6 separate regions of the Homo sapiens genome follow, and all the other regions are linked to region 1. A link is a loop called in an ENCODE intact Hi-C map of the cell type or tissue named here. Cell type or tissue: Calu3. All regions are shown on one strand. Links, peaks and the distances in the headings refer to the core of each region. The heading gives the core; the rest is flanking DNA.

What was found. Hi-C counts contacts between places; a loop is a spot of excess contacts. Peaks named below come from ENCODE experiments on the same cell type or tissue, not always from the same donor. Only the 100,000 strongest peaks of a DNase experiment are listed, where the experiment ranks them.
Region 2: it touches region 1 in a loop (3-fold over the local background); 40 of 110 quality-filtered maps call a loop at or near these places.
Region 3: it touches region 1 in a loop (4-fold over the local background); 52 of 110 quality-filtered maps call a loop at or near these places.
Region 4: a loop joins it to region 1, with 7 times the contacts of the local background. A loop is called at or near these places in 102 of 110 quality-filtered maps.
Region 5: a loop joins it to region 1, with 2.7 times the contacts of the local background. A loop is called at or near these places in 20 of 110 quality-filtered maps.
Region 6: a loop joins it to region 1, with 5 times the contacts of the local background. A loop is called at or near these places in 7 of 110 quality-filtered maps.

The regions. Positions count from the first base shown.
Region 1 is chr14:50,102,342-50,107,474 of GRCh38, forward strand. LINC01599 (long intergenic non-protein coding RNA 1599) reads right to left here and starts at 2,702. Exons shown (of 9, transcript NR_131171.1): 1 at 2,656-2,702. It also overlaps a transcript of VCPKMT not described here. In Calu3, for the core only: a CTCF peak has its summit at 2,808 (motif pointing left); a DNase peak (open chromatin) is centred at 2,810.
Region 2 is chr14:50,010,987-50,016,119 of GRCh38, forward strand. It overlaps LINC01599 (long intergenic non-protein coding RNA 1599), which reads right to left. Exons shown (of 9, transcript NR_131171.1): 7 at 1-40. Among named protein-coding and RNA genes, the nearest start is that of LINC01588, 6.0 kb to the left of the region's middle. In Calu3, for the core only: no CTCF peak of the experiment used is centred there; a DNase peak (open chromatin) is centred at 2,645.
Region 3 is chr14:49,896,842-49,901,974 of GRCh38, forward strand. ARF6 (ARF GTPase 6) reads left to right here. Exons shown (of 2, transcript NM_001663.4): 2 at 1-213. It also overlaps the pseudogene RNU6-189P. Among named protein-coding and RNA genes, the nearest start is that of ARF6, 6.3 kb to the left of the region's middle. In Calu3, for the core only: no CTCF peak of the experiment used is centred there; DNase peaks (open chromatin) are centred at 1,333 and 2,500.
Region 4 is chr14:49,862,870-49,868,002 of GRCh38, forward strand. LOC105378179 (a long non-coding RNA gene) reads right to left here. Exons shown (of 3, transcript XR_943839.3): 1 at 5,117-5,133; 2 at 1-1,580. Among named protein-coding and RNA genes, the nearest start is that of NEMF, 13 kb to the left of the region's middle. RefSeq lists an enhancer at 394-493. In Calu3, for the core only: a CTCF peak has its summit at 2,686 (motif pointing right); a DNase peak (open chromatin) is centred at 2,682.
Region 5 is chr14:50,042,460-50,047,592 of GRCh38, forward strand. It overlaps LINC01599 (long intergenic non-protein coding RNA 1599), which reads right to left. Exons shown (of 9, transcript NR_131171.1): 4 at 5,008-5,130. Among named protein-coding and RNA genes, the nearest start is that of LINC01588, 38 kb to the left of the region's middle. RefSeq lists a silencer at 4,812-5,106. In Calu3, for the core only: no CTCF peak of the experiment used is centred there; a DNase peak (open chromatin) is centred at 2,712.
Region 6 is chr14:49,970,147-49,975,279 of GRCh38, forward strand. LOC105370485 (a long non-coding RNA gene) reads left to right here and starts at 1,493. Exons shown (of 4, transcript XR_007064159.1): 1 at 1,493-2,480. RefSeq lists a silencer at 465-759. In Calu3, for the core only: no CTCF peak of the experiment used is centred there; DNase peaks (open chromatin) are centred at 1,245 and 2,875.

The sequences.
Region 1 (5,133 bases), core at 352-4,351:
GATTGCTTGAGCTCAGGAGTTTGAGATCAGCCTAGGCAACATGGCCAAACCCCATCACTACAAAAAATATAAAACTGAGCCGGTCATGGTGGCTCGTGCCCGTAATCCCAGCTACTCAGGAGGCTGAAGTAGGAAGATTGCTTAAACCTGGGAGGTGGAGGTTGCTGTGAGCCAAGATTGCACCAACTACACTCCAGCCTGGGTGACAAGAGTGAGACTCTGTCTCAAACAAACAACAACAAAAAACCCAAAAGCATTTAACAGCACTGACCCATCAAAAAGCTGTCAGTGGTACCTCATTAGAACTAATAACCTGAAAGGAATTTGTTAACTACTCAAACGTTTAAGCCTATAAAAACTGCATCTAGGCCAGATCTTTTACAAACATTTTAATTTTGCTTTGCAAGGAAGAAATATCCTTGTTTTCAACCTGTGAAAATTAAAAAATGTGAATTAATTCAACAAAATAAGTTACTGTATTATAGGTAATGTATAAAGGTTTCTAAAAATGAAGACCACCTATTGAGTATTCATGACAATATTTTCCATTAATTGCAAACAGAAAGGCCTTGCAAGTTTAATATAACGCAGAAGCAGAAAGCAAGTTTGTCCAGCCCACTGCTCATGGGCCGCATATGGCCCAGGACATCTTTGAACGTGGACTAACACAAATTCGTAAACCCTCTTAAAACATTATAAGATTTTTTTGCAATTTTTTAAAAACTCATCAGCTATCACTAGTGTATTTTACGCATGGCCCAAAGGCAATTCTTCTCCTTCCAGTGTGGCCCAGGGAAGATTGCACACCCCTTCTGAAGTAAAGCCTATGTGCCACTTTACACTGGCTGATGGAGAAACAGACACAATCCAAGGTTTTGTCATTCTTGTCTGTTAGTAAAAGACATGGTCAGTTAGCCTGAGGAATTAGTTAAGTCCTGCATCCCACACACGCACTCATTACACAGTGAAAGATTATTTAGGCAAGAAACAACTGCTACAAACATATTTTAAAGTCACATTGCTCTTTTAGAGTTAATAAATATAAACTCTGAAAATATTGTTATGCAGATAGATCAAGTCTCAGACTTCAGAAAAATGACTTTCTGCTGTACTTTAATGGCCTGCTACCCATCTGGTCTCAGGTTTAGCAAAGAACCGTGGAAGGAGGAATTGAGTAAGGGTCCAGGGCGGTGGAATGTTAATCCTGGAGCTCCAGCCAGCAAACCCAGGCTCCCATATTTAGAAACGAGGATTTGCTCTGTCCCTATTGGCCTTCGAATGCTCGTGGCAGTTGCTTTCAAACTGTAAAAATGAACAGTGAACAAAAATTTTCTTCCCCGTATCTTCTTTATTTTTCTAAGATTGTTATTTGTTTAAATAACAGTACATGTTGTGTAACAATGTTCTCAACTTCCTCCCATCCCAGCTGCCATTCCCACCGTGACTGGGCAGCAATGTTTACATGCATCCTATACTCTCAAAAAGGTGCCCAGATTTCACACTGCAACAGATAAAACTGACTTGCATTATGCATATTTTCCAAGTGCCCACCTGTAATTCCACCCCAACTACGGTCACATTTATTGAACACTTACTATGTGCCTAGTACCTAAGTACATTACATGTATTTGACTAATTTAATCTCCACAGCAACCTATAAGATATTATGATCTTTACCTTACATATGAGGAAACTGAGGCACACAGAGTTTAAGTAACTTCAAGGTCACACAGCTAGTAAGTGGCAGCACTGGGATTCAAACCCAGATAATCTGGTCTCAGAGCCTCTGTGCTGACACTGTTTTCAGAATGCACGTGAGCAAAATATTATCATGGAGATAATCTGCTGTACCATATTTTAGGTTTATCATTTGCAAATGATAGCATCTTGTCATTAATAATCAATGACTTAGAATGTATCTCACAGTTGATAGGGACTCACTAGATATTCACAGAACTTCACCAACACATAAGAACTTCAATGTCTTGAACAACCCCAAATATCTAATGGTTTAAACTTTAACTGGTGAAAATGCCTTGAGAATTTATTGCTTTCCTACCCAATATTATGGAAAGTAAAAACTTAGCTTTTCCATTAATTTTCAGTAAGATATCGTTGCAACAGTTTTCTTTTTCTGTATTTCTATTAGAGTGAAGGTCTTTATGGTATGAAAACTGAATATTCTCCTCTAACAATGTTTGTTATCAATGAATCAAAACTCTTTCAAATCCTGATGTTTCCTAAGAAAAAAGAAAACCCAGAAGTCAAATACCTGGCCTGTGCCTACAGGACTGTGGGAACCAAAGACACAGCTTCAGCCTTCAGAAGTAAGAACTACCACTTACTCTATTGAAAAAAAAAAAAAAAACTGCTTTGAAAAACTAATTAAAATGAGAAGTTTTAAGTGTCTCAGATGTAAAATCATGATTATGTGAAAGGTACTTTCAAGGTGAATTTTAATTTTCAGAACGTCACTTGAATTAATTTAGCCTCTTAAATATCTGTCTTCTTTTCACAGAAGATATCAATAGCAGAGAAAACATTTTATGAATTGTAGTAACGTAGCTTTTTGAATGATATTCAAAAGGCATATCAGAAAGAAACAGAAAGATAAACCAAATACAATTTTACAAGAAAAAAACTTGTTTTACTTACCCTGTGTTATCTTCTGAAAGTAACTCAAAAGGTAGGCTTTTTTTTTTAATCTAATTTCGTTCACCTTTAAAATGTGATTGCATTTCAAAGTAGATTCTATTTTAACAACTTCCTTTCTAGAAAACATTTAAAGACAAAGTCAAGCAATGCCATCTACAGGTGGCCTTTAGAACAACAGATGTTTCTATAACCCATACTCTTCTTTAAAATACCTATAATCTGTCATATCATATTTTGCATCATTTAACAAGGAAATTTTCAAGAAAGGTAAGAAAAAATTAAAAGATATGCTGTGTATAAAAAAATTCCCACTAACATTCTGGATTAATAGTTCTTACTTTAAAATAACCTAGGCCAGGTGCAGTGGCTCACGCACATAATCCCAACACTTTGGGAGGCTGAGGAGGGTGGATTGCTTGAGGTCAGGAGCTCCAGACCAGCTTGACCAACATGGTGAAACCCCATCTCTACTAAAAATACAAAAATTAGCTGGGTGTGGTGGCAGGTGCCTGTAATCCCAACTATTTCAGAGGCTGAGGCAGGAGAATCGCTTGAACCTGGGAGGCGGAGGTTGCAGTGAGCCAAGATCACACCATTGCACTCCAGCCTGGGTGACAGAGTGAGAGTCCGTCTCGAAACAAAACAAAACAACAAAAAACTAATTTCATTTCCAACTTCACCAAACATATGATCCATGGACCCTTGGTTATAAACTGTGGCAGATTAAAATGCAAAGTTATGCAACCTCAAAGATGTTTAAAGTTATAACTGGTGTACAGAAGAGACTCAAGTCATTGGAGACTGGACCTGCAACAATTTTTAACTGTTGAATCCCCCTTCCTTCTTGAGTAGCATCACCTTTGCCTTCTTGGCCAGATTCTCTAATTTTCAGATTATATTTATAGTCTATTTCCATTTCCAAAGTTCAGTCCTGTTTATTTTAAAACCTCCTATTTCATACAAGGTTCCACATCGGATTCCAAGTGGTTTTTTGTCCGTATGTACTAGGGGCCCACTCTATTCACAGATGGTTTGCTTTTTATATACTTTCTTCTTTCTTTGCTCTCTTCTCCTTGGGAAGTAGATGCTAAACGGATAAAAGAGGTTTCCTTGTTGCAGTGGTTCTCAATTTAAGGCAAACATTAAGACCATCTGGAACCCCTTAACAAAACTACTATGCCTCTGATTAAACTGGACTGGGATAGGGCCTGAACATGGGTTTTGTGTGCTTTTAATTTTCCACGTGCAGCCTGGTTTGAGAAACACTGCCTTACTATGGGGTTGCAACCCTTTCCCTAATTGGCTATAACTGCATTCTGATAAGTAGTTTCCGAGCTCCATTGTGCAGAGGCAACCCACACTTGCCCACAGGCCAAGGCATTGGCAGTCCCTTGGGATTTGGGAATTAGCTGTGTCCTGGCTGAGCCCCAGCTAGTGGCATCACCTTATCCATTGCACTTGCCTTTTAAACCACGTCGTCCCCTCCTTCATGTTGTTGCAGAAGTCTTCTAACCCTCAATTCATGCATCATTTCTCAGGCTGGCAGAGTGCATCTTCAATACCCCTCAGCCTTACAGTTCCCACATCACTCCTCTAATTCTGTCTCCATGCTTCGGAATCTGCTGCTGGTGGGTAAACACAAATCCAGCCAGAAAGAGAAATACTGGTCTCCCATACTTGCAAACATCTTGAATCTCTAGTTACTTCCTCAGGCCTTCCTCCTGCGGTTTTGTTTTTTTGAGATAGGGTCTCACTGTCACCCAGGCTGGAGTGCAGTGGTGCAATCATGGCTCACTGCAGTCTCAACCTCCCTGGGCTCAGATGAACCTCCCACATCAGCCTCCCTAGTATGGATGGGACTACAGGTGTACACCACCACACCCAAGTAATTTTTTGTATGTTTTGTAGAAACAGGGTCTTGCTATGTTGCCCAGCCTGGTCTCAAGCTCCTGGGCTCAAGTGATCTGCCTGCCTTGGCCTCCCAAAGTGCTGGGATTACAGGCATGAGCCACCTCACCCAGCCTCCTCCTGTGGTTTGTGAGTGCAGGTACAACTTGTTATCTCTCCACATTCGAAAGCCCAAAAGACTAAATTACATTCCCTAACAATGGACTCCTCCGAAAGGAGACCTCTTCCAGAGCTCCCCAGCTGTCTGTGGAATAGTAGTTGGTGATGGAGCATGTTCTCTGAACTGGCCACCTTCAGTAAGCCCTGTAGCATTCACTGGTCCTAACCATCAGTGGTCGAATCTTAGAATGTGAGGATTGGCACCCTGACTTCAGTTTTGGCCTTATTCCAGAACAAGAAAGATATCCTATTTGACTTTTTTTTTTTTTGAGACGGAGTCTTGCTCTGTCACCCAGGCTGGAGTGCAGTGGCTCCATCTCAGCTCACTGTAGCCTCCACCTCCAGGGTTCAAGCTATTCTCCTGCCTCAGCCTCCCAAGTAGCTGGGATTACAGTGCACGCCACCATGCCA
Region 2 (5,133 bases), core at 394-4,393, 91 kb before region 1:
TCTTCATTCTGAGTGCCAGTTTCATGTCGGGGGCCCATCACTAAGGAAGAAGAACAGAATGGATATTTGGGGGATACTAGGAGTTCTCTGACCTCTCATGCCACTCCGTGATGTGCCGCAGCAAAAATCCTCACTGGAATAGCTCCAGTGCTGGTGATGCCAATGAAGGCCACTGTGGAAAAGAAAAGAATAATTAATTCCAGACACATCAGTAAAGACACCCTCCTGTTATAAATGCTGAGAGAATGGCTTGGGACCACCTGGGGTCGTTCTCCATCCTGACCATTTAGAGATCACTACCCTCAGGGAGTAAGGTCTCAAATCCCATCTCAATGCCTCATAGACAGCTGGACTTACAAGGATTTAGGCCCACAGAAACATTTTAGGAAACTTCCAGGGAGTCAGAGATCAGGCAAGGGAGCTGCGTCCCTGCGTGACCCCATCTCAGCTGAGATGAGACAATAGCGGCTTTCTTCGTGAAAAACTAAAGTGGGAAATGTTTCTTGATATGTTTCACTACCAGTCTATATAGAGGGTCCGTTTATGAATAAGAGAATTGTGGAATTCCACACAAGGTTGTTGGGTCTCAGAGCTCCTTCTGCAGCTCAGGAGCACTGTAACTGGATTCTCCAAAGCAAAAACACTGCTTTTGCAGGTCATTAACAACCATGTGACAAAACTATCTTCAGGGAAGGAACCCAACCTCAACACCTCAACATTCACTAGTTAACACTTGCAGAGTGCTTAAAGTGCTGGTTGGAGCATGGTAGGGGCTCAGCAAATATTAGTGAAACAAGTGCCTGGACATTCTGGGTAAGAGAAGCCATTATTATTAGATATTTATGATGCATTTACTATGTATAAGGGATATAAGCACTCTGAAGGATCACAGAGATAAGACATTGTCCTTGCCCTCAAGGAGTTTACAATCTAATAAAGAAAATAAGAGGCTGGGCACAGTGGCTCACGCCTGTAATCCCAGCACTTTGGGAGGCTGAGATGGGCGGATCACAAGGTCAGGAGATTGAGACCATCCTGGCTAACATGGTGAAACCCTGTCTCTAATAAAAATACAAACAATTAGCTGGGTGTGTGGCAGGCGCCTATAGTCCCAGCTGCTCAGGAGGCTAAGGCAGGAGAATGGCGTGAACCCGGGAGGCGGAGCTTGCAGTGAGCCGAGATCATGCCACTGCACTCCAGCCTGGGCGACAGAGCGAGACTCCGTCTAAAAAAAAAAAAAAAAAACCAAAGCAAAAAATAATCAAGGTAAGAATCTGGGTTCCTGCCTCCCACAATTTATAATTGTAAATGTGTTTTGTTTTTTTTTTTTTAGCAAGTTTATTAAGAAAGTAAAGGCATAAAGAATGGCTACTCCATAGGCAGAGTGCCTATAATTGTGTCTTTGAAGAGGCTGGTTTTAATTTTTATTTTCTTTTATTTGTTTAGTTTTAGAGATGGGTGTCTTGCTATGTTGCTCAGGCTGGTCTCAAACTCCTAGCCTCAACCAGTCCTCCTGCCCTCCCTTCTAAAGTGCTGGGATTACAGGCATGAGCCACTGTACTCAGCTAAGGCTGGTTTTAAAATCCTCTCATTTCTCCTAGAAGATGGTGAGGATGTGATGTGGGTCACGTGGGCCAGGCTCGGGGGGTCATGGGCAGCACACTGTCCTTGGAAACAGCAGCAGTGGTGCCTCCTGTTTGTTCCTGTCACCTCTTGCTTCCTAGCTGAGCCTCTGCCTCAGTGTCCCCTCTCCAAGATGAGGCAACTGCATGTGTGTCCTGCAGCTCCCTCCCTCCCTTGCACTCCTAGCTGCTAGAAGCAGTCATATCTGTGAATCACATAGAGCTCCCTGACATCTGGTCTTACATCAAATCTTTCTTGGCAATATAAGAGTGAAACATCCAGTTTTTCAAACTGGCTGTTTTGTTTTGAATTCATCTTCAGATGAGCTTTTCTCAGGAGAAATGAGGAGTGGGGGACAGAGAGCAGAATAAAATGCCCACAGGAGAGTAAAACAAGATGCCAAAAGACCAGGAGGAAGACCACAGATTTCCAGAGCCTGATCCTCTGCCACCAGACCCTGAGGGCAGCTCTTTGATTTCTGGTCACTCGTGTCCTCCATTCCATGCCTTCGGCAGCCACCACCACAACCCCGGGGTCGGGCACCTCCACAGTGTACAGCAAGTTTACTACCTAGCAAAGTATGGCCCAGATCAACGGGGGCTTCAAAACCATCCACACTTACGTTTCATTCATTCATTTGCTAATTTATTCATTCTATATTCATTCAACACTCATTGAGCACCAGTAGGTGTCATCTAGAAGTCTTGTCTCCATTTGCTATCAGCAAGGGTATCACCTTTTCTATACAATGAGTCTCATTTCCCAAGAGTGGTTTTGGATTTGAAAGCAGATGTTACTCAGAACCTTTTCTGAGGGCAGTGTCTCAGCTCCCCAGGGAGGCCTCCAGTTCTCCAAAGGAGCCTTATACATCTTTGGCCCAGGTTAGCATCCATCTCCCTGCACATCCTCACAGATATTAAAAAGGATCAAAGCATCTTTGGACAGTCCCGGGTTGTCTCCAAGGAAATCGGAGGCACCTGGATGTAACTAACAAAGACTCTTTGTGTCAGTGGGGCTGAGTCACCTGACAGGTCTGAAATGTAACTTCCTCCTCTGGGGCCAGGAGAATGGAATCCGAAAGGCTAGAAGGATAGATCAAAATGAAGATAAAATTTTAAAGGAATGAAAGTAGAGTTTTGTACTTAGTGATTAAAAGAAGAAAAGAAATGACGAAGGAAAAAGGAATCCCATTTGACGGTGTTGTATGTGAAACTGACTTAGAGATTTTGGTTGACTGCAAACTCAAGGTGGACTAAGGCCTGATGTGGCAGCTGGAAACCTGAATGGACTTTGATTGTGTCACAGAGTCAGGAGTGTCTAGTGAGGAGACAGTAGCCCCCTGGGTTTGTCACAGGTCAGGCCATTTGTAAAATATTAGGCTTAGTTGTGGGTCCATGTTTTAAGATACATTTTAACAAACTGGAAGGACCCCCAGAGAAAGGTGGTATAAGTGTGGGAACCACACCGCACAAGAAGCCACTCATGTTCATCTATAAAAATGATTTACGGACATGACAACCTTCTTAAAATATCTGATTGTCAAGATGTAAAAGGGAGCCTGGAGAACTGAAGGCTGAGAAGGACTTCATTCTCAGATTGTGGGAGAGACCTTCTGACATGGATTTCTACAACCTCTGGCCACTTCATCTCACAATTTAATCTGCATCTTCCTCTTTCCCTTCATGTCCTCCTGTCTTAGAGGAAGAATCATTCCTCCTCCTTCCAGAGGCTGACCTCCTCCTCTCCCATCTCCTGCAGAACATGCCCTGCTAATTACCATCCCCTCCAGAATCCTTTATTTTTCTTTCTTTCCATAAGCCCACAAATACGAGGGAGATGATTAGTTAGGTACTTATTACATGCCAGGTGCATAGTAATTAATCTGCCTTATCTTGATTAATCCTCAAACCAATCCAATGAAGTAGGTGACATCCTCTCCATTTACAGATGAAGAAACAGAGGTTAGCTGGGTGTGGTGGCTCATGCCTGTAATCCCAGCACTTTGAGAGGCCAAGGTGGGCAGATCACTTGAGGCCGGGAGTTTAAGACCAGCCTGGCCAACATGGTGAAACCCCCTCTCTACAAAAAATACAAAAATCAGCCAGGTGTGGTGGTGCACACCTGTGACTCCAGCTACTCAGTAGGCTGAGGCATGAGAATTGCTTGAACCTGGGAGGTGGAGGCTGCAGTGAACCGAGACCCACCACTGTATTCCAGCCTAGGCAACACAGCAAGACTCTGAAAAAAAGAGAAAGAAAGAAAGGAAGGAAGGAAGGGGAAAGGAAAGGAAGACAGAAAGGGAGGAAAGAAGGGAGGAGAAAGAAAGAGAAGAAGGAAAGAAAGAAAGAAGAAAGAGGAAGGAAGGGAAAGAAAAGAAAGGAAGACAGGGAGGAAGGGAGGGAGGAAGGAAGGAGAAAGAAAGAGAAGAAGGAAAGAAGAAAGAAAGAAAAGAAAGAAAAAGAAAGAAAAAGAAAAAGAAAGAAAGGAAGAAAAAAGGAAGAAAGAAAAGAGAAAGAAGCTGCAAGGAGTTCAGTGACATTTCCAAGCTCACCCAAGTGAGCTTGGCCAAGTTTGAAACTTGAAGAGTGCTTAAAGTTCTGGATGGACTCAATTCCAGGTCCATCTGCCATTAAAACCCCCAAGCTCACTTGCTTCCAGGCTTTAAACGTGCTCCTCCATTCCCAGCCAAGTGCCTTTAAAGAAGGCTTTCTCTGTGGATCTACTTTCTCACCTCTCATCCACTCAGCCTGCTGCAGCCTGCTTTCTGCCCTCACCCTCTGCAGAAACGGCCTGCAGAAGGTCATCAGTGACCTAGGTTAATCCCATCAGCCTCTCCTCAGTTCTCACCCCACGTGGCCTTTTGTGGCATTGACATTGCTGGCCATACTCATCTTCCCCTACCCTCCACCCTCTGCCACATCTGGCTGAGCCCCTTTCTCTCACCACTTCACCTCTCATCCTATAATCCCCACCTCAGGTCCCTCCTTCCAGGTGTCATTGGCCCTTTTAAAGGACCTGAGGACTCAGCTAAAGTTGGAAATCAGGAATGTGTGTGTGGGACTTCCTGGTAGGTGTAGGGGTGCTATGGGTCTAAATGTGTCCCCCTGAAATTCACATGTTGAAGCTTAAATGCCAATGGAATAGTATTAAGAGGGGGGCCTTTTGAAGGTGATTAAGTCATGATTCCTTATGAATGGGACTAATGACCTCATAAAAGAAGTCCTGCGAAGCCTCTTTTGCCCTTCCCTCTCTTCTGCCATGTGAGGACACAGCAGTCATCTCTGTCTTCCTCCTCTGCCATGTGATGACACAGGAAGAAGTTGCCATATGAGGGACAGGCCCTCACAGACACTGAATCTGCTAGTGCCTTGATCGTGGACTTCCCAGCCTCTAGAGCTATGAGAAAATAAACCTCTGTTCTTTATAAATTACCTAGTCTGTGGTATTTTGTCGTAACAGCCCAACAGACTAAGACAAGGGGTAAGATATGGGGTGCAGTTCCAATGACCC
Region 3 (5,133 bases), core at 524-4,523, 210 kb before region 1:
TGAAGTTGTTTAATTGCATCCATTTCTGTATTTATGTGAATTTATAAACTGCAGTAAGTTTTGAATGAGGTTAATCTTGTTTAATATAAGTAAATGAGTCTGTAGACTGTGATCTCCCCAAACTAAAAAGTACAGTACTTGGAATTGTGTTCTTTATGGTTGTAGTGTTGGTAAAGCACTAATATGCAGAAAATAAAGGAATTACACAGTGCAGTTTCTCACGTTATGTTACTCGCTTGAACTAGATAAGTGGGACGTGTGGTGTGTCGGGCCATGTTATTCTCCAGGGTATATGGTAAAAAGTGACTTAATTTGGAAGTTGCCTGACTTTTGTAAGAAAAAAAAATCAATTTGGTTCTTGTAAATGCTGGCTGTTTGAGGTAATGCGCCCTGTTTTAGTTCCACCAACTTAATCTGATTGTATGATAATTTAGAATACCACAGTTAAACAATTTTTAAAATTTGAGGTCCCATAGCAGTCTTTATTCTGCTGTTTTTTCCAAATTACAACCTTAGCATTTTTAGAAGTAGAGAATTGTGTCTAAAGAATTGGCCTTAAGTCTTAAATTCAGGCCTTAATTCTTTATAGACTTTTGGATTTCAAAGTTTCTTTTAGAGGTCAAATTGTTTGTCCTATCGAAATGGCAAAACTGTATTCATTTAGAAAGTAAAATAGTATCATAGAGGATAAGGTTGGAAGAAAGAAAAGTAAAAGATGAATAACTTGTTGGATAAAAGGGTTTGAAAGACATTCTTGTAAGCCTTTCCTCCTATATCAGCAATTTTTATAGTGTGATTTTAGAATGTCTTCATGTGATCTCTAGTATGATTTAACCCCATGTTAATATTTATTAATATATTTAGTACTGTGGTTAAGATACTGTGACAAAGTATCAATTTTTCAGTGCTAGCAGTAGAAAATATTTTCCCCATGAATGGGTTTTTATGTTTTAATATAAGCTTAGAAGTAGCCATAATCTGAATGGTGATGGAGCTTACAAAATTCCAAAAGTTATTTTCTCAATACCTTGCCCAATATGTATCAGGATTACAAGTAAGGTAAGTTGTATCTTTCCTTATAGGTAAAAACTGTATTTGTAAAACCACATACAGCAATTATAAGAAATTTTTAAGTGATTAGTCACTGAACATAATATATTTGGAGTATAATATTCAATATTATCTAGCCTTTTGCTTTAATTAAATGGTAAGGATTAGTAAAGGTTACAGTATTAGAGAGTTTACAAAAATGGAATGTTGGGAGATGGAGCCATAGAAGAGGCAAAGCAACTTGTTGCTTTGCCAAACAAAAGTTGCCAGACTAGACTAGTGAGCTGAACAGGCAAGGAACACAGAGGTGAGATCAAGGAAGGCAGAACAAGAATGGAGCGGGATTTAGGAATTAAAGCAAATCTGCAATTAAATATAACTGAAGTAATGGTAAATTTCAAGAGAACTAGACTGTAAGAACTAACCTCACATTGTGGGAAAATAAAAATTTTAACCTTTTCCCCCTTTATTTGAAATGTTCTATGACTACTTGAAAGAATTTAAAAATGAAAGTATTTGTCAGTTTTGTCCTTGAATATCTTTCATTTGTTATAGAATACATATTTTGTCCATAGTATTTTGTTTTATAAGTGTGAGGGTAGATTTTTTTATTGAGAGCCTACTAATATGCCTGGCACTGTTGAGGTGCAGGAGATCGACAGTGAAAAAAAAAACAAAAAATCTGTATTCATGGAACTTACCTGGAGGGTTGGGGGCAGAGAACAAAGATCAGATGATAAGTAAAAGTCTGTTAGGTTATATGCTATATATTGTACAATATGTTATGTATGTACACATATTAGGGAATAGGTAGGTGTGTTCGGAGAAGACCTCATTGAGGTGATGTTTGAGCAGATACTTGAGGAAATGTTAATATTGGTATAATTGACATAGTCACAGAAAGATAATAGTACAGTGTAAAGCAGAGGTGGGAAAACTGGCCAAGGGCAAATCTGGCTGCAGCCTGTTTTTTATAGGGACTGTGCTAGAATGGGTGTTACATTTTTAAAGGATTTGTAAAGTTTTTAAGAAAAAACCACGAATATGTGACAGACAATATATGGCCTGAAAAGCCTAAAATGTTTACTATCTGGCTCTTAGGAAAAACATTTAACCTCGAGTGTAAAGCCAATTTTTAAAACATTATCAAAATTTATAGGAAATGGAACAATTGAAAGTGAAAGGCCATTGTTAAATGAATCTAATCAAAATTTTAGGACACAGAGGCTGGGCGCGGTGGCTCACGCCTGTAATCCCAGCACTTTTGGAGGCCAAGGCGGGCGGATCACGAGGTCAGGACATTGAGACCATCCTGGCTAACACTGAAACCCCATCTCTACTAAAAATACAAAAAATTAGCCGGGCGAGGTGGTGTGTGCCTGTAGTCCCAGCTACTCGGGAGGCTGAGGCAGAATGGTGTGAACCTGGGAGGTGGAGCTTGCAGTGAGCCGAGAGCGGGCCACTGCCACTCCAGCCTGGGTGACAGAGCGAGACTCCGTCCCAAAAAAAAAAAAAAAAAAAAAATTAGCGCACAGTGACATAGAATTTCCACATTTTATACATTTAGTGAGCTAAGACTTGTTATTGAGTAGTCTAACCTGGATTTTGTTTTTCTAAATGAGTTTAAATGCGTGAAATCAGTAGTTTCTCAGTTTTGATTTTAACACAGTTGTTTAAAACTGTGTGAGTCACTTCATTTTAAATATTTCTTTTATTTTTGTGGTAGTTTTACTGGTCTTTGGATTTAAGTTAAATGTGATTCTCTGTTACGTGTCCTTTCTTCCAGATAACCTAGATTAGTTTGGTGTAGGTTCAGATAACATCGTTTAACTGTGGCTTTTTTATCCACTCTTTCTGTAATTAAGTCATAAGTCTATTATTTTTATGGAGAAAGTTTGTAAGGGGAAGTGTTTTATTGACGTGGAAACTTATGGTGCATGATATTTGGTTTCCAGTATTATTCCTCTAACCAATATAAACTAGAAAAATTTGCTTCACACATGGATTATTTCTTGCCTAGAGGGTTATATATTAATACTAAATCATACTAAATAATTTCTACAAGTAGGATGAGAAATCTATATTTTAAACTATTTAAACTATTACAAAGTTGTGAAACCTATAACTATTTTAGACTACTACAAAGTAATCTAGCGGAAGTTATGGAAGTAAATTTTATTGAGGACATTTAGAAATGAGCTTTAAAGAAATGAAAACATTTGTAGTTCATAGAAAGACCTATGTGAAACTAGTTATTTATGATTATAAAAGTTGTTTTCCATTACAACTGAATAGCCTGAGAAGGTTATAGCATATGAGAGGGAAAAAAAAACATTGTTGTGGTAGAGCAGAAATTTGGATCTTTGAAGTTGGTTATAATAAGGCAAACCAAAGTGCTTTCTCTGCATGTCTTTATTTTTTATTTTATTTATTTATTTATTTATTTTTGAGGTGGAGTCTCGCTCTTGTAGCCCAGGCTGGAGTGCAGTGGCTCCATCTCAGCTCAGTTCAAGTGATTGTCCCGCTTCAGCCTCCCGTGTAGCTGGGATTACAGGCATGCGCCACCACGCCCAGCTAATTTTGTATTTTTAGTAGCGATGGGGTTTCACCGTGTTGGCTGTTCTCGAACTCCTGAGCTCAGGCAATCCACCCGCCTCGGCCTCCCAAAGTGCTGGGGTTATAGGTGTGAGCCACCGTGCCTGCCCATGTGTTTATTTATTTATTTATTTGAGAAGGAGTCTCGCTCAGTCACCCAGGCTGGAGTGCAGTGGCGCGATCTCGGCTCACTGCAACCTCCGCCTCCCAGGTTCAAGAGATTCTCCTGCCTCAGCCTCCCAAGCAGCTGGGACCACAGGTGCACCACAACACCTGGTTAGTTTTTTTTTTTTGGTTTTGTTTTTTTTTTTTTGTATTTTTAATGGAGATGGAATTTCACCATGTTGGCCAGGCTAGCCTCGAACTCCTGACCTCAGGTGATCCACCCACTTTGGCCTCCCAAAGTCCTGGGATTACAGGTGTGAGCCACCGCGCCCGGCCCACGTGTTTATTTTTAAAAGTTAGTTTTATGAATAAGTCCTAGGTTGGAGTTAGGCCTAAGGAAATCAAACTCAGAAATATTCTAAGAATAGTAAGAGTTAGCATTTACTGAATGTTTGCCATGTGTCAGGCATTGTTCTAAGCATTGAATGGGTATTAATTCTCTAAATCCTCACAGCCACCTTGGGAGATAGGGCTCTCATTTTATAGTTGAAAAAACTGAGGCATACAGAGGTATATGTTAATAAGTAGCAGAGCCTGAATTTGGATTCAGGTAGTCTCTGCTGTACTATGAATGTGACTAAGGTGAACCAGTGCTTACTCATGTTCTTAGTATCTTTTTGGTGTATGTTTTCTTATAAATACCTGGCTTTAAGTAAATTTCCTATAATTTTCTTATTTTATCATCAATAAGATTTATTTATTTATTGAGACGGAGTCTTGCTTTGTCGCCCAGGCTGGAGTGCAGTGGCGCGATCTCGGCTAACTGCAAGCTCCGCCTCCCGGGTTCAGGCCATTCTCCTGCCTCAGCCTCCCGAGTAGCTGGGACTATAGGCGCCCGCCACCGCGCCCGGCTAATTTTTTTGTATTTTCAGTAGAGACGGGGTTTCACCGTGTTAGCCAGTATGGTCTCGATCTCCTGAACTCATGATCCGCCCGCCTCGGCCTCCCAAAGTGCTGGGATTACAGGCGTGAGCCACCGCGCCCGGCCATCAATAAGTTTTGAGTCCCTGTATAATTTCACTCTTGTGTACAGTGGAAAACACAGTATTAGGCACTTAGGGAACTTTTTTTTTCTGTAAAAATCAAATTTGACTGCTTGATAGTGAATTTGACAGATCATTGTGAAAAATAGGAAAAATTAAAATTTTCACTCAGCTGATTATTTGTATACTTATATATAGATTTCTTTTAAGAAAAGTTTTATATGGAATGCTTCATGAATTTGTGTCATCCTTGCACAGGGGCCATGTAATCTCTGTATTGTTCCAATTTTAGTATATGTGCTGCTGAAGTGAGCATCCCAGTTAAATTTCAATTAGATAA
Region 4 (5,133 bases), core at 364-4,363, 240 kb before region 1:
GCTACTAGAAGCTGCAGGGCAGTTACGTCATTGGGGAGCGGGGGGGCCACGCCGGGCGACGTGAGCTTGGACACACCCACACTGGGCGGTCTGGAGGCTACGTTAGTGTGGCGTCATCCGAGCTGGGCAGCCGTTCTGCCTTACAGGGTTGGGACCCCGGAAGCTTATCGGCGCGGTTGCGGCCGCGGCTCCCTGTGTTTTGATCAGAACACCACGTTCCTGCTTAACAGAAATTGGTCAGTATGCGCTTAATGCTCATAGTGTGGCGTCCGGACACGCAGCGAGAGAAAAACGCAATAACCTGGTCCGTCAGCGTTGCTTGCTTCAGCAGGCCTTAAATATGTGCTGCATCTTTTGGGGGACGTTACTTAAGAGGCAAACATCTGGCTCGAAGTCTTCCATTATTTTCAGCAAGCATTTAGGAGGTGACTGCACTATAAGGAGAATAACCCACAGTAGCACAGGTTGGGAGTCTGCACAGTGCCGAGGCCAGCTCAGTCTTCACTATTCGAACGAAGGAAGCCTGGGGCAACTGTTTGTTTTCTCTGCCCTGCGTGTTAGTTGCCCGTTGTTTTTGGAGAAAAAACTAGTATCGGGGTATATTGGTGGAAAAATTTGGATTTGGCAGCTTGAAGCCTTTTTTGCGACAAGCTTAGGTTAGGAAGGGATAGAGGGGAGGAAAGAAAAAATAATTTTCGACCATAGTAGATCTGCGAAAGCAGACCTTCTGTTTGTCCTCTTATCTATAGTCTTTCCCTCACCCCCCACCCCTTGTCTCCTAAAAACCAGTCCAGACTTTCCCCGCCACCTCCGTCCTTGTAGCAGATAACGTTGCTCCTTCCTTCATGGATAAATTGAAGGCCAACAGACAAAAACTTTTCAACTCTTTGCTGCTCTGTCCGCTCTAAATTTATCTTTACACCTTCAGAGAAGAGCACCCTTCTGTTTTCCCCTCCTACCTCAAACCCAGTAGGTCAAAATTCTTCCATCAATCATTTTTACCCATTCTATCTCTCTCTTTCATTTATACAGATTCCAAGCTGCCTTTCTTCTAAAAAAAAAAAAAAAAAAAAAGTAAAAAAACTCCTTTGACCTTGCCTTTCTAAATGAAATCTGTCTGTTGTTTTCATGGCTGCACTTCTTGAAACCATGTTCTACAATTGCTACATTTGCTTCTTAACCTTCTGTCTTCAGTCCATAGCCCACCAATCCACTGAAACTATTCTAGCTAAGGCTACGATACCCAAGCCTCCTAATTGGCAGGTCTAAGGGACCCTTTCTGACATAGGTGATGTAATTTACCACCAATCTCTGTCACTTGTGACTGCTGTTTCCTCCCTGAACGTTTCTTCTCCCTGGTTCTTGTTCACAGCCCCTGATATTTCCTCCCAGGCTCTCTCTTCTGCCCACCCAGCAAATGTTTTTGTTCCTTACAGTTCCCTCCTAAATGTTCTCTGTTCTCTCACCGTGTTCTTCATGAGTGATGTAATAAATTCTCAAGGCTCTCAAATCTGTAGTTCCAATCTGATGCTGTTTCCAGAGCTTCAGATTCACATTTTTAGTTGCCTTCTGGATGTCACCTTGAAATCATTCAAAACTTCAAATTCAGTATTTGCAAACAAAACTGATCATCTTCTCTTCTTCCTCCAAGCTTACCCATTTTTTCTTTTTATCAATATGTTTATTTATTTATTTTTTGAGACAGAGTCTTGCTCCGTTGCCCAGGCTGGAGTGCAGTGGCACGATCTCGGCTCACTGCAACCTCCGCTTCCTGGGTTCAAGTGATTCTCCTGCCTCAGCCTCCTCAGTAGCTGGGATTACAGGTGCCCACCACCGCACCCAGCTAATTTTTGTATTTTCAGTAAAGATGGGGTTTCACAATGTTGGCCAGGCTGGTCTTGAACTCCTGACCTCATGATCCACCTGCCTCGGCCTCCCAAAGTGCTGGGATTACAGGCGTGAGCCACTGTGCCTGGCTCATCAGTATGTTTAGTTGCTCACTTCAGAACTCTCAGAGTCATCCTTGACTACTATTTCATCCATTCAATACCAAATACTTACTTTTTACTTATCCAGTGACAGGCACTGTACTAGGTGGTAGAGATGTGGTGGTGAAGAAAAGAGACAGAGTGGAAGAGACAGACAAAAACTTAGCAAAAAAAATTATAATTTCAAACTGTGATAAGTACCGGTGAAGGAAGCACAGTACTGAGATATGAACAATGGTGGTAGGAAGCAGGTGGGGCACCTGCTTTTGAGAATGTAGTCAGGTAAGCCTCTTTTAGGAGGTATCATTTAAATTAGGGCCTGAAGAATGAGGCATCGGTTAAGGTACATTGAAGCAAACAAGGACTGTCTGTAAACTGAAGTAAACGAACCTCTCTTTAGGAAATTCAGAAGAAAGAAAATTATCTCGAGGAAGTTGGTCAGAAGAAAATGGGCAGATCATGAAATGTTAGTTGTCCCCCAAAGTCGGTTCTCCCCTTTTACAGTGCTAATACATTGCTACTTGGGCACATGAATCCCAGCTAGAGACCACATTGCCTGAATTTCCTTACAACCAAGTGTGGTCAAGTTCTCACTAATGGAATATGAATGAAAGTTGTATGTGTCCTCTGCATCACTTGCTTAAAAAGAAATCGGTTGCCCTCTACTTTGGCCCTCTTGGCCTTTCCAGCGCTAGGTGGCGCCAGTGCAGATCCACTGCAGTGCCCCACCTTTAACCATGCAAATTAGGAAAAATACCTAGGGTCGAGGAAAGAAACCAGTGAATGCAGAAGGGGCAGGATTGGAAAACAAAACAAAACAAAACAAAACAAAAAAAAAAAAACAACCAAACCAAACCAAAATAAAACCAAAACAGCAGAGTCCATGGATGAATTAATGAAGCTGATCCACCCTATAGCCTCCACCACTCCTACCTCTGGACTGTTAGATGAGAAATAAGCTTCCATCTTAATTCAATCACTATATTTTGGGGTCTCTTTATTATTACAGCATACTCTGTACTCTAACTAATAGAGGGAGGTTCCCAGAAGAAAATCCTGGATAAGCAGAACTCAGAGCAGGAACCAAAAGAGCTCCAGGTATCTACAGGGCACCCCAATGGGATGAACCATCCTCAGTATCCTCTAAGAAGAGTCTGATTTTCTAGTTTGAGTTCTGTATTCTTCTACAATCTGTATTTATATGCATACCTATTTTTATTTTTGTTATTTATTTATTTTTTGAGACGAAGTTTCGCTCCGCTTGCCCAAGCCAGAGTGCAATGGTGTGATCTCAGCTCATTGCAACCTCCGCCTCCTGGGTTCAAGTGATTCTCCTGCCTCAGCCTCCAGAGCAGCTGGGATTACAGGCACGTGCCACCATGCCCAGCTAATTTTTTGTATTTTTAGTAGAAACGGGGTTTCACCATGTTAGCCAGGCTGGTCTCGAACTCCTGATCTTAGGTGATCCACCCGCCTCAGCCTCCCAAAGTGCTGGGCTTACAGGCATGAGCCACCACGCCCGGCCATGCATACCTATTTTTATTATAATTATGTTGTAAATAAAACATCTGTGTCTTGCTTTTCTTTCCCACATGTTACTATGTTTTTGGTGGCAGTATAATCTTTTATTATTATTATTATTTGAGACAGAGTCTTGCTCTGTCTCCCAGGGTGGAGTGCAGTAGCGCGTCTCAGCTCACTGCAACCACCACCTTCCCAGTTCAAATGATTCTCCTGCTTTAGCCTCCTGAGTAGCTGGGACTACAGGCAGGCTTCACCACACCCAGCTAATTTTTGTATTTTTAGTAGAGATGGGGGTTTCACCATGTTGGCCAGGCTGGTCTCGAACTCCTGGCCTCAGGTGATCTGCCCGCCTCCCAAAGTGCCGGGATTACAGGTGTGAGCCACTGCTCCCGGCCAGGTGGCCCTATAATCTTTTGATTTGGTGCATCATAATTTATGACTATTTAAATTGAACCACTATCAGTCACACTAATCACTTTACTATTCTATATATTTCACCTTTATTGTTTTATGAATTAGTGATCGGCATAGTATCCAGTGCTAAGTCAGTTATGCACAACCTCGAATCAGCCGTTTGCTTTTTTTTTTTTTTTTTTTTTTTTTGAGACGGAGTCTCGCTCTGTCGCCAAAGCTGTAGTGCAGTGACGCGATCCCAGCTCACTGCAAGCTTCGGCTCCCGGGTTCACGCCATTCTCCTGCCTCAGCCTCTCGAGTAGCTAGCTGGGACTACAGGAGCCCGCCACCACGCCCAGCTTTTTTGTTTGTTTTTTCAGTAGAGACGGGGTTTCACCGTGTTAGCCAGGATGGTCTCGATCTCCTGACCTCGTGTTCCGCCCGCCTCGGCCTCCCAAAGTGCTGGGATTACAGGCGTGAGCCACCGCGCCCGGCCAGCCGTTTGCTTTTTTAACAGTGCAAAAAACAAGGCCGTGTCTGGCTATATGGGGCTTTGCTTGTTCAAAATGTAACCTCTATACGGCCGCGCGCAGTGGCTCACGCCTGTAATCCTAGCACTTTGTAAGGCCCCGGCAGGCGGATCACTTGAGGGCAGGAGTTCGAGGCCAGCCTGGCCAACATGGTGAAACCCCATCTCTACTAAAAATACAAAAATTAGCCTGGCCTGGTGGCGCGCGCCTGTAGTCCCAGTTATTCAGGAGGCTAAGGCAGGAGAATCGCTTGAACCCGGGAAGAGGAGGTTGCAGTAAGCCGAGACGTGCAACTGCATTCCAGTCTGGGCAAGACTCCGTCTCAAAAAAAAAAAAAAAAAAAGTAACCTGTATGAAAGTTAATTTTGTGGCACTGAACATTGGAGTAGATAATAACCTCATCTGAAATGGGATGTCTCAATCTGTCTACAAAAAACTCCATGCCATAGAGCTCAAAAGTTTGTAAATTAGTCCTTTGGAGACGTTAAAGAGCATGGAGTCATACGAAAAGGCTTTCTGCCCTGGTAAGGGAAGAAAGCTTGTGGGCAGGTTGAGTCTGGTCCTTGAGTTCTCAGCTCTCACCAGGGAAGGGGTACCAGACAAAGCTGAGGCTGAACTTGAGCCGCACAGGCCCTGATTGCTGGGCCGTGAGAGAACACCCGAGGAGGGGGCCCAACGCACCTGAAGAAAAGACGACG
Region 5 (5,133 bases), core at 569-4,568, 60 kb before region 1:
GAGAAATACATCTTTATTGTGTTAAGCCACTGAGATGTTGGCTATGTCTGTTACAATATTTAGCCTATCCTGACTGACACACTATCACAATCCTTTAAAAGGTCATAAGCTTTGACCTAGCAATTAAATTCTTTGGAACATATCCTAAGGAAATAATTAAGAAAATCACCTAGGCTAGGCTCGGTGGCTCATGCCTGTAATCCCAGCACTTTGGGAGGCCGAGGCAGGCAGATCACGAGGTCAGGAGATCGAGACCATCCTGGCTAACACGGTGAAACCCCGTCTCTACTAAAAATACAAAAAAGTAGCCGGGTGTGGTGGCAGGCGCCTGTAGTCCCAGCTACTCAGGAGGCTGAGGCAGGAGAATGGTGTGAACCTGGGAGGCGGAGCTTGAAGTGAGCCGAGATCGGGCCACTGCACTCCAGCCTGGGTGACAGAGCGAGACTCCGTCTCAAAAAAAAAAAAAGAATAATCACCAAAAATTATAAACAGACTGGGCGTGGTGGCTCACACCTGTAATCCCAGCACTTTGGGAGGCAGAGATGAGAGGATTGCTTGAGGCCAGGAGTTTGAGACCAGCCTGGTCAACATAGCAAGACTCCATCTCTAATAAAATTTTTTTAAAAAATTATAAACAACATTAATCTCCAATAATAGGCAACTCATTAAATAAATAATAATACAACTCTACAAAGGAATATTTAGGCACTTAATATCGTTTAAATGTATTTATTGACATGAAAAATTTTCATGATTTAGTATTACATGAAATAGAGTAACAAAGCAACATGGACGGTGTGAGCCCATAACTATTTATATATGTATATGCATGCAAAGAAGAAAGTTTGGAAATATACCAAAAAACAGTGATTATTTCTGGACTACAGGTGGCTTTTAAAAATTATCTCTTTCTTGCAGTTTTATGCTTTTTTTACAATGAGCATATATTTTTCTCAGTTAAAAAAATTTTTTTGGCTGGGTGTGGTGGCTCACGCCTGTAATCCCAGCACCTTGGGAGGCCAAGGCAGGCAGATCACAAGGTAAGGAGTTCAAGACCAGCCTGGCCAATATGGTGAAACCCCATCTCTACTAAAAATACAAAAAAAAAAAATTAGCTGGGAGTGGTGGCGCACGCCTGTAGTCCTAGCTACTTGGGAGGCCGAGGCAGAAGAATCGCTTGAACCCGGGAGGCAGAGGTTGCAGTGAGCCGAGATCACGCCACTGCACTCCAGCCTGGGCAACAGAGCGAGACTCCGTCTCAAAAAGAATTTTTTTTTTAAGTAGCCTGTTGGAAATGGATGGGTCTCCTTTGAACTTTAGGGCTGGCCTTACTCGCTCTCAAAGTGTTAAGTGTAATGAGTGCAAAGGAACCACAGGTCCCTTCCACTCTTCTGGGCTAAAATGCCACCATTAGTAAGGTTAAATACCTATTTTATCTTCACCACTGAGAGCAACTCTCAAGCCCTTCATTCACTTAGCTTCAGGGCTCAGTTCTGACATAGTGCTCTGGCTTTAAGGAAAGATGTACCTTTTTATCACAATGTTTTTCAGGATTTTCTCAGAGTTGCTGGGCCTCAGAACTCTCTTCTTTTGAGTCCTAATTTGGATAATTTGGGAAACTGCAGCCACAGGTCCTCCCTCCCTTGAGATTGGCTGAGTGAGGCAGACTACGCCTACAGCGCAGAAAGCAGGGCAGGAAATCATACTCTAATCATAGGTCTTTATTCAGAAACCCAGCAGCCTCACTACCAAATAACCTCAGGAGTCCTAAAGCCTCAGTGTCCTGACCTATAAGATCAAAGAGTCTCATGTGATGTCCCCAAGTGGACTTTTAATAAAAAGTAGCACTGCCAGTTTCTGTTTTGACCTTCCAACCACAGGATCATGCCAACATTCAGTAGTAAATGCATTTTTTTTTCCTGCCAAATCGACTCCTTGTTCTTTTCAACACATCCTCACACAGAGGGAACAAGCCACTGAGGTTTCCTGTTGAGGAAGGTTCTTTGGTGTTCTGTGAGGAAACCATATATTCAAAGAAACCATGTGTAAGTTTTCTGTGTAGTAGGACAGAACTACCTTAATTTAACTTGATGTCTTTTCGACAAACCATGTACCCCTAACATGAAGAAATGGAAGGAAGGTGTTTATTTTCATCCCAGCTCTTACTCTGCTGCATTGTTCCTGTGTACATTTCTCTTATTCCACAGAGTAGGAGCTTCTTGAGGACCATGACAGTCATTTATTTCTCCCTCCCTGCTCCTGGCACTAGCAGGACCTCCCTTCCTCCCTCTTAACAAAGTTTTCAGTGAATAAGTGAATGAATGAACTTTCCCCTGTTTCCTTATGGGTTTCAACCAGCACAGACTACCTGCCTTTGTTAAAATGGTTCCTGTGTGTCTTTGTCTCTACGGGCACTGTGTTTTATGGGTTTCTCGAAACCTTCCCATGCACACAGTAGTGTAGCAGTAAGATCAGCTACATACATTGTAGGACCCACTGAAAAATGAAAATGCAGGGCCCCTTGTTCAAAAATTATTTACAATGTCAAATTATTCAAAATTAATAAAATTAATTTTTAAACCCTAAATTAAATAGTAAATGATTAAGAATTTCAAAGCTTTGCAGGGTACAGCAGCACAGGCAAGCCTGGTTCTCGTCCACCACATGGCTCAGCTTCCTGTTCCTCCCCTCTGCTCGGAGTCACAGTCCCGAGGCCAGCGGGGTGTTTACCGACTTGGGCCTACCCACACCCTGCCCTGCATCCTGTCACCAGAGTTTCATTTGGAGTCCTGAGCAAAGGTCTCCAATTGCTGATTCTACTGCCAACAGAAAACACTCTCCCCCTTCTGGATGTGTTGGCAGGAAAACCAAATTTTTATCTCTCCAGGTCAGCTAAAATCTTGAGGCCAGTTAACTTTCCCAGTGATCTCATCCGAATCATCCTTCACTTCTGCCCCCAGTGAAACTGAATCTGCACTCTGCCCGACTCTCAGCCCAAGTGAGGTGCCACACCCACACCTCACTTGTCTTCTACTGAGGCCTTTCCTGATAACCCGTTTCCCTGGGTTGCCCTCTCTCACCCTTGAGACCCCTGTTCAGTTGTGAACAGTCTCTCCATTCTATGGCTGCAGACTCTTGACTGAAATCTGTTTGCCTCCATCAAAACTAGATGTTTCCAAGGAAACCACCTGCCCCTGTGTGGCTCTAACAGTTCCCAAGTGGAATCTTCCAGTGCCTCTCCCCACTGCCAGATCTGCCATCACCACAGAAAAGCTGAATTTTCATGTGTGAATCAGCCAGTATCCTGGCCTCAAATTTGTTCACCTCCTTAACTTTGGTGACCATTGTCTCCTCTCCACCTCAGCCATCTCTATATCCTGTACATTCTCAAAACTCAGAACTGAAATGGTAAACTTCAATATCCCTAAACTTATTGAAAACACACAAACTCCAATATCCCACATTCTCATTTCAATTCCTTGGTTTCCAGCATTCATACTGTCAAACATCAGCATTTTTGTGCTCCTCCACATGGCCTGTCTCCATGTGGAGAGCTTGGGCTTCCTCACAGCATGGTGGTCTCGAGGTAGTCAGACTTGCTACATGGTAGCTGGTCTCCAAGAGTAAAAGCAGACGCTGATAAACCTTTTGAAAGTTAGGCCCAGAACTGGCACAGCATCCTCTCTGCCTTGTTCTGTCAGTCAAAGCAAGTAATAAGAAATCATGAGGTGAGTCCAGATTCAATGGAAGGAGAAATAAACTTCACCTCTTGAACAGTGGAGCAGCATGTGTATACAATGGGAGAAGGATTTGATGGTGGCCATTTTTGGACACTGTCTACTACAGAGGAGAGAGAAAATAAATATATAGACAAACAGGAAAATACCAGATAGTAATTGTCAGGCCTCTGAGCCCAAGCTAAGCCATCATATTCCCTGTGACCGGCAGGTATACATACAGATGGCCTGAAGTAACTGAAGAATCACAAAAGAAGTGAAAATGGCCTGTTCCTGCCTTAACTGATGACCTTACCTTGTGAAATTCCTTCTCCTGGCTCAAAAGCTCCCCCACTGAGCACCTTGTGACCCCCACCCCTGCCTGCCAGAGAACAACCGCCTTTGACTGTAATTTTCCACTACCTACGCAAATCCTATAAAACGGCCCCACCCCTATCTCCCTTCGCTGACTCTCTTTTCGGACTCAGCCCGCCTGCACCCAGGTGAAATAAACAGCCTTGTTGCTCACACAAAGCCTGTTTGGTGGTCTTGTCACACGGACGCAAGTGAAAGTAGTAAGAGCTGTTCAGAGAATCGAAACAGGGTGATTTGATGGAGAATGACTGAGGAACTCCTGGAGATTGAGGGGGTTGTCAGGGAAAGTCTCTCTCAGGAAGTGATGTTTAAATTACAACTTGTGGCTGGGCGTGGTGGCTCACGCCTGTAATCCCAGCACTTTGGGAGGCCAAGGCTGGTGGATCATCTGAGGAAAGGAGTTCGAGATCAGCCTGGCCAACATGGTGAAACCCCATCTCTATTAAAAATACAAAAATTAGCTGGATGCAGCGCTAGGCTCCTGTAATCCCAGCTACTCAGGAGGCTGAGGTGGGAAAATCGCTTGAACCCAGGAGGCAGAGGTTGCAGTGAGCTGAGATTGCGCCATTGCACTCCAGCCTGGGCGACAAGAGTGAAACTCCGTCTCAAAAAATAAAAATAGAAATAAATTACAATTTGAAAAGCAAGAATTTCCAGCTGTGTGAAGGTCCAGGCAGGAAGAAGAGCCAGCAGAAATGCTCTAACATGGGACTGAGCCAGGCAAGTTTAAGGAATAGAAAGACCACATGTTAGGAGTGTAGAAAAGGACAGGGAGCATGGGCTGGAAAACAGGTCAGACAAGTGGGAAGGGCCAGATCAAGTGAATCAGGGGAAGGAAGCTGGACTTTATTCCCAGAACCATTCATGGAAAGTGATTGAAGGGTTTGCAGCAGAGAGGGGACATAATATGACTTACATTAGTGAAAGGTCACTCTGGCTGCCTTGCAGAGAACAGGAAGTGTAAGTGTGGAAGCAACAAGACCAGTCAGGAGGCTACTGTGAAAGCCCAGGGGAGATGGTGGCTTGTTCTGGCTGCTGGCTG
Region 6 (5,133 bases), core at 797-4,796, 130 kb before region 1:
CCTTGGACTTACGTGTCTAACGAGGAAGAAAGGCTTCATTCTGGGACCTTCAGGGTAGCCTGGCTTGCACACTGGATCTAGGTTCACGGGTCATGAAAACTACAGTGGCTTTCTTCCCTCCCAAGCCTCCAGCTACTCCCAATCTGAGCAAATGGCCCCCAGATGGATTCTATGTTCTGAGTCCGTCCCCAGGACAGAGGGAGGTCCAGTTTGAGCTTTATTACAAATCCTGTAGGTCGGCTTTAGATTATAGACATGGCTTCCTCAGGCAAGGCTGCCCACTTGAGGGAAACAATTTTGTTGGCTGGCTGGGTGGTTGGTGTAGGGCTCACATTTGGGAGTTCACTCCTTTCTCTCCCTTTGTCTGAAACGATCAGCACCTTGTTGTGCCTGTTCACTAGCAGTACTCGGCACACAATCGTTTGTTGTGCTGACTCTCCAGTTGCTCGCAATGTGAGGTGGATTTGTTCTACTTCTTCCTTGTGTATTCTTGGTGAAGGCCGATAATTTGCTACTTAGTTAACAGACATGTTATAGGGCTGGAGCCTGAGATAAGGTCAGGAGGAGAAACATCCCGCTTAGCTTGACAAAGAGCTTGGTTTAAGGCTGGAGAGCTGACTGTGCAATTGTCTGAGCTGCTTTTCTTGGAAATGGCTCTCTTGGCTGAGCTCCAGAAATATAATCAAAAGTGGCCTGAAATCACAAGTTTTGCTGCTTGCATTCTTAGTTTCACAATTTAAGGATTTGGCTGGTGCCTGTCCTGAAAGTGTGGAATTGTCTACTGTTTGCTACACATGACGTTGAGTGAGTGTGTGTCTATGTGTGTACACACACATGCATGTGCAGGACACAGGGATTGTCTGCGTGGGCATGTTTTACAGTCCAGCTGTTTGTACCTTCAGGGAGGCAGTGATTAAAGAGCAGTGTATGGCAGGTTTTCTTTGATTTCAAGAATCACATATTTGGTTTTGTAGTTAGTGTCTTTGGAGAAGAGTGATGGAGACTCTTGCATAGAAGTGCAACTGATTGCTTAGGTGCAGTGGTTTTGCCTTTCTTAAGAACTCCGCCTCAAAAATATGGAGATAATTTACTTAGAAGAAGGCAATGTGCCGCTTTTTGGAGAAGCAGGTGTACCTGACCTTGCCCTGGGGGAAGTGAAGACCTGAGTTTGAGGAAGTCAAGCTTGAGGCTGTCAGAAGCAGTTATTTATATCTGAGTGATGTGTATGAAAGCCAAAGCCTTTCATTCCACCACCGTCACGGAACTAGTTTAGAGAAGAGGAAGGGCGTGCATTTTGCCTTGTTAAATATCTACTGCACTAAGAACTTCTGGTGTGGTTCAGATTTCTGGTAATCTGTACCCAGGCTCTATTGTCTAAAAAGGAGTGCTTAGACACTCTTCTTTCAACCTACTTTGTGGATAAAACAGCTCACTTCCAGTTGATTGATAGACTGTCAACTGATTGTTGCTTCCTTTCACCAGATGCCCCTCGTGTGGGCAGCCTCGTGTGTGTGTGGTGGTGGGGGTTGTGGTAGGGACCTTGCAATATCTCTAAGCTCAAAATAAGGACATTGGACTCTAAAAACTACCAAAAACCATACATCGGAAACTCTTGGGTTCATCATGATAATAAATGAAGTCTCACATAACTAGCTTTCATTTTTATGCCTCTTGAGTTCTCAGGTTTCCCCACCCCCCCCCACCAGGCTCTTTTGATTATGGGAAATGAGTGTGTTTTGGGACAAACATGTCAGGATTATGAGGGAGAAACTTGGCAGGGGAGCAAACTGTGCAATATGCTTGACAAGACTTGAGAAACAATACATCTCAGATTTTTTCAGATAGTTCTCAATTTCTGGTTCAGAAATATGGCCCAGAAGCTACAGAAAGGGAAGCACCACTGCAGCTCCACGGAGGGTCACTGCCTCTTAGACTTCACTAAGGAGCCAACAGGGGCCATTTATGCCCAGAAAGCTGAGGTGTCTGCAGGAGGGGAACTTACTCCTGCTTCCACCAGGAGTACATGGAAATTGAAAAGAGAGAATTTATGTTTTTTTGCCTTAAATGAGAAAAACAGAAGGTAGATCTCCCAAGGCAGAACATCTGTAATGATAGAGCAGTAAGGAATATGAGGAGGGAAACATGAGCATGTTTGCATAAACATTTAGATTTTTCTGGGCTTGCCCAATCCCAGTCTTTTGGAGTCTGTCTTTTATGAGGGCAACCGTGGTTTAAGAGTGAGCAAATGTTAGTTCATGTAATTAAAACCCGTTGAATTGAACAGGAAACATTCACGGGAAATCTGCAGGTGTCTGCAAGCAAGAGTGACGCTAGAAGGATCTTAGTATGCCAGCTCCCTCTTCCTCAAGGGTAGTGTCCCTGGAATGAAGCCACCAGCAACAGGAGAGGAAACAGATGGGGTTGTAGAAAGTAGGAGCAGCAAAAGCTTCTGAACTTAGTAATAAGCTGCTTGCCCCGGGGTGAGTATAAAAGGCATCTGGGGTATTTGCTTTTTTGTTTATTGGAGGAAGAAAGGTGTCTCGCAACATTTCTCTCTCTCCCCTTCCTCTCTCTCTCAAATTTATTCAGGATATGAAATTTCTAAGGCTACTGCCATCTTAGGGTTTGAATCTCTTTTCAGCTTCATTCACACATATTAAAGAGAGACAGTTCCAGTATGACTTAAGAAAGAAAAGCCAGGCTGATTTCCAAGATGCAGTGTTGTGCCACGGATGAGTTTTCTTCCTGGAGTGAGCTATTTGAGTTTCATTTTTCTTACCACCTTTTAGCCTCTTCATTCCAAGGCCTGGACACTTCAGGCAGAGAAGCCCTCATCCTGGGTGTCGGGGTGGGAGGTGTTCTCATCATGAATGGGAGGCGTACCCAGATCCAGCTCTGCCTTTTTTTAACCAAACCAGAGTGTAAACAAATGGCTGTGTGACTCACCATAATCGACATAGCAAGATATGATACATGCCAGGAGAGAAAAAGAAAGTGCTGATGGAAAAATAATCTCATTAGGGAGATTTGTTTGTGGTGATTTATTTTATTTTATGTTATTTTATTTTTTTGAGATGGAGTATCCCTCTGTCATCCAGGCTGGAGTGCAGTGGCGCGATTTCCACCTCCAAGATTCAAGTGATTCTCCAGCCTCTGCCTCCCAAGTAGCTGGGATTCTTGGAGCCCACCAACACACCTGGCCAAGTTTTGTATTTTCAGTAGAGATGAGGGTCTCATGATGTTGGCCAGGCTGGTCTCAAACTCCTGACCTCAAGTGATCTGCCTGCCTTGACCTCCCTAAGTGCTGGGATTACAGGAGTGAGCCACCACGCCTGGTCTGTGGTGACATTTGAAATGAATCTGAAAAATGAGTAGAACATTAACAGATGGAAAAGACCGTCACTGTATTATTACAGTATTAATGCTCAGTAATATCTGTATCTAACAATACCATGGAGCTTTTGTGGGGCCTGGTCTTAGAATATGCTTTTGCTGGCAGGTGCACCTCGATTATCCTTTGGAGACCACCTTACTCTTTGTTTTTGTTTTTGTTTTTGAGATGAAGCCTCACTCTTGTTGCCCAGGCTGGAGTGCAATGGCGTGATCTCGACTCACGGCAACCTCCGCCTCTCGGGTTCAAGTGATTCTCCTGCCTCGGCTTCCCGAGTAGCTGGGATTACAGGCGCCCGCCACCATGCCCAGCTAATATTTTGTATTTTTAGTAGAGATGGGGTTTCACTACGTTGGCCAGGCTGGAACCTTACTCCTACTCTCCACCTAGGAAGTGTGAGTGAGGCTGGCTCTGCCCCAGGCTCCTGGTGAGGCATGCAACCCAGACTGGCCAATAAAAGAACCACATGTCCTTAGCATAGTGAATTGGCTCAGGGTGGGAGAGTGACCCAAGTTGGGCTAGTCCTGGAGCTTTTGCTGGAACAATTAGGGAAAAGGATTCCTCTTTTTTTTTTTTATTTTGAGACAGTGCCTTGTTTTGTCGTCCAGGCTGGAGTGCAGTGGCACAATCTCAGCTCACTGCAAGCTCCGCTTCCCGGGTTCACGCCATTCTCCTGCCTCAGCCTCCTCAGTAGCTGGGACTACAGGCGCCCGCCACCACGCCCGGCTAATTTTTTGTATTTTTAGTAGAAATGGGGTTTCACTGTGTTAGCTAGGATGGTCTCGATCTCCTGACCTCATGATCCGCCCGCCTCGGCCTCCAAAGAAAAAAGGATTCCTCTTTCTGCTGGGGTTCCTAAGCTGGTGGGTTCCTGTTTGGGAGCTTTAAGGGGCCACTTTTGTTACCATGGAGGGAGAAACTGAGACATGAAAGGAAGATTCCTGAATCCTTCGTTTGAGCACCTGGAGCCAGTTATGCCTGAAACTCTATGCCTGGACATTTTAGTCACTCAAACCAATAAGTTTACTTTTTCTTTTCTTTTCTTTTCTTTTCTTTTTTTTTTTTTTTTAAAGAGATAGTATCTTACTGTGTTGCCCAGGCTGGAATGCAGTGGTGCAATCATAGCCCACTGTAACCTTGAACTTCTGGGCTCAAGCAATCCTCTCGCCTGGCTAATTTTTTTTCCTTTTTCTTTTTTTCGAGATGGTGTCTCCCTCTGTCACCCAGGCTGGAGCGCAGTGGAGCGATCTTGGTTCACTGCAATCTCCGCCTCCCTGGTTCAAGCGATTCTCCTGCCTCAGCCTCCTGAGTAGCTGGGATTACAGGTGTGCGCCACCACACCCACCTACTTTTTGTATTTTTAGTAGAGACTGGGTTTCACCATGTTGGCCAGGCTGGTCTTGAACTCCTGACCTCAGGTGATCTGCCTGCCTCAGCCTCCCAAAGTGCTGGGATTACAGGTGTGAGCCACAGCGCCTGGCCTCACCTGGCTAATTTTTTAAGTTTTTGGTAGAGATTGGTTCTCCCTATGTTGCCCAGGCTGTTCTTGAACTCCTGGCCTCAAGAGCTCCTGCTGCTTTGGCCCCTCAAGGCACTGGGATTATATAAATTTACTTTTTAAATATGTCATCTTGTGCTGTATTTGTGCTTTTCCCCTTGCAAACAAATAAACAAAAAAGTTCTAGTCAATACATAAATCTTTAGTGATCTGCTTAAACAAAGCTGTGGGAGCAAGAGGGTAG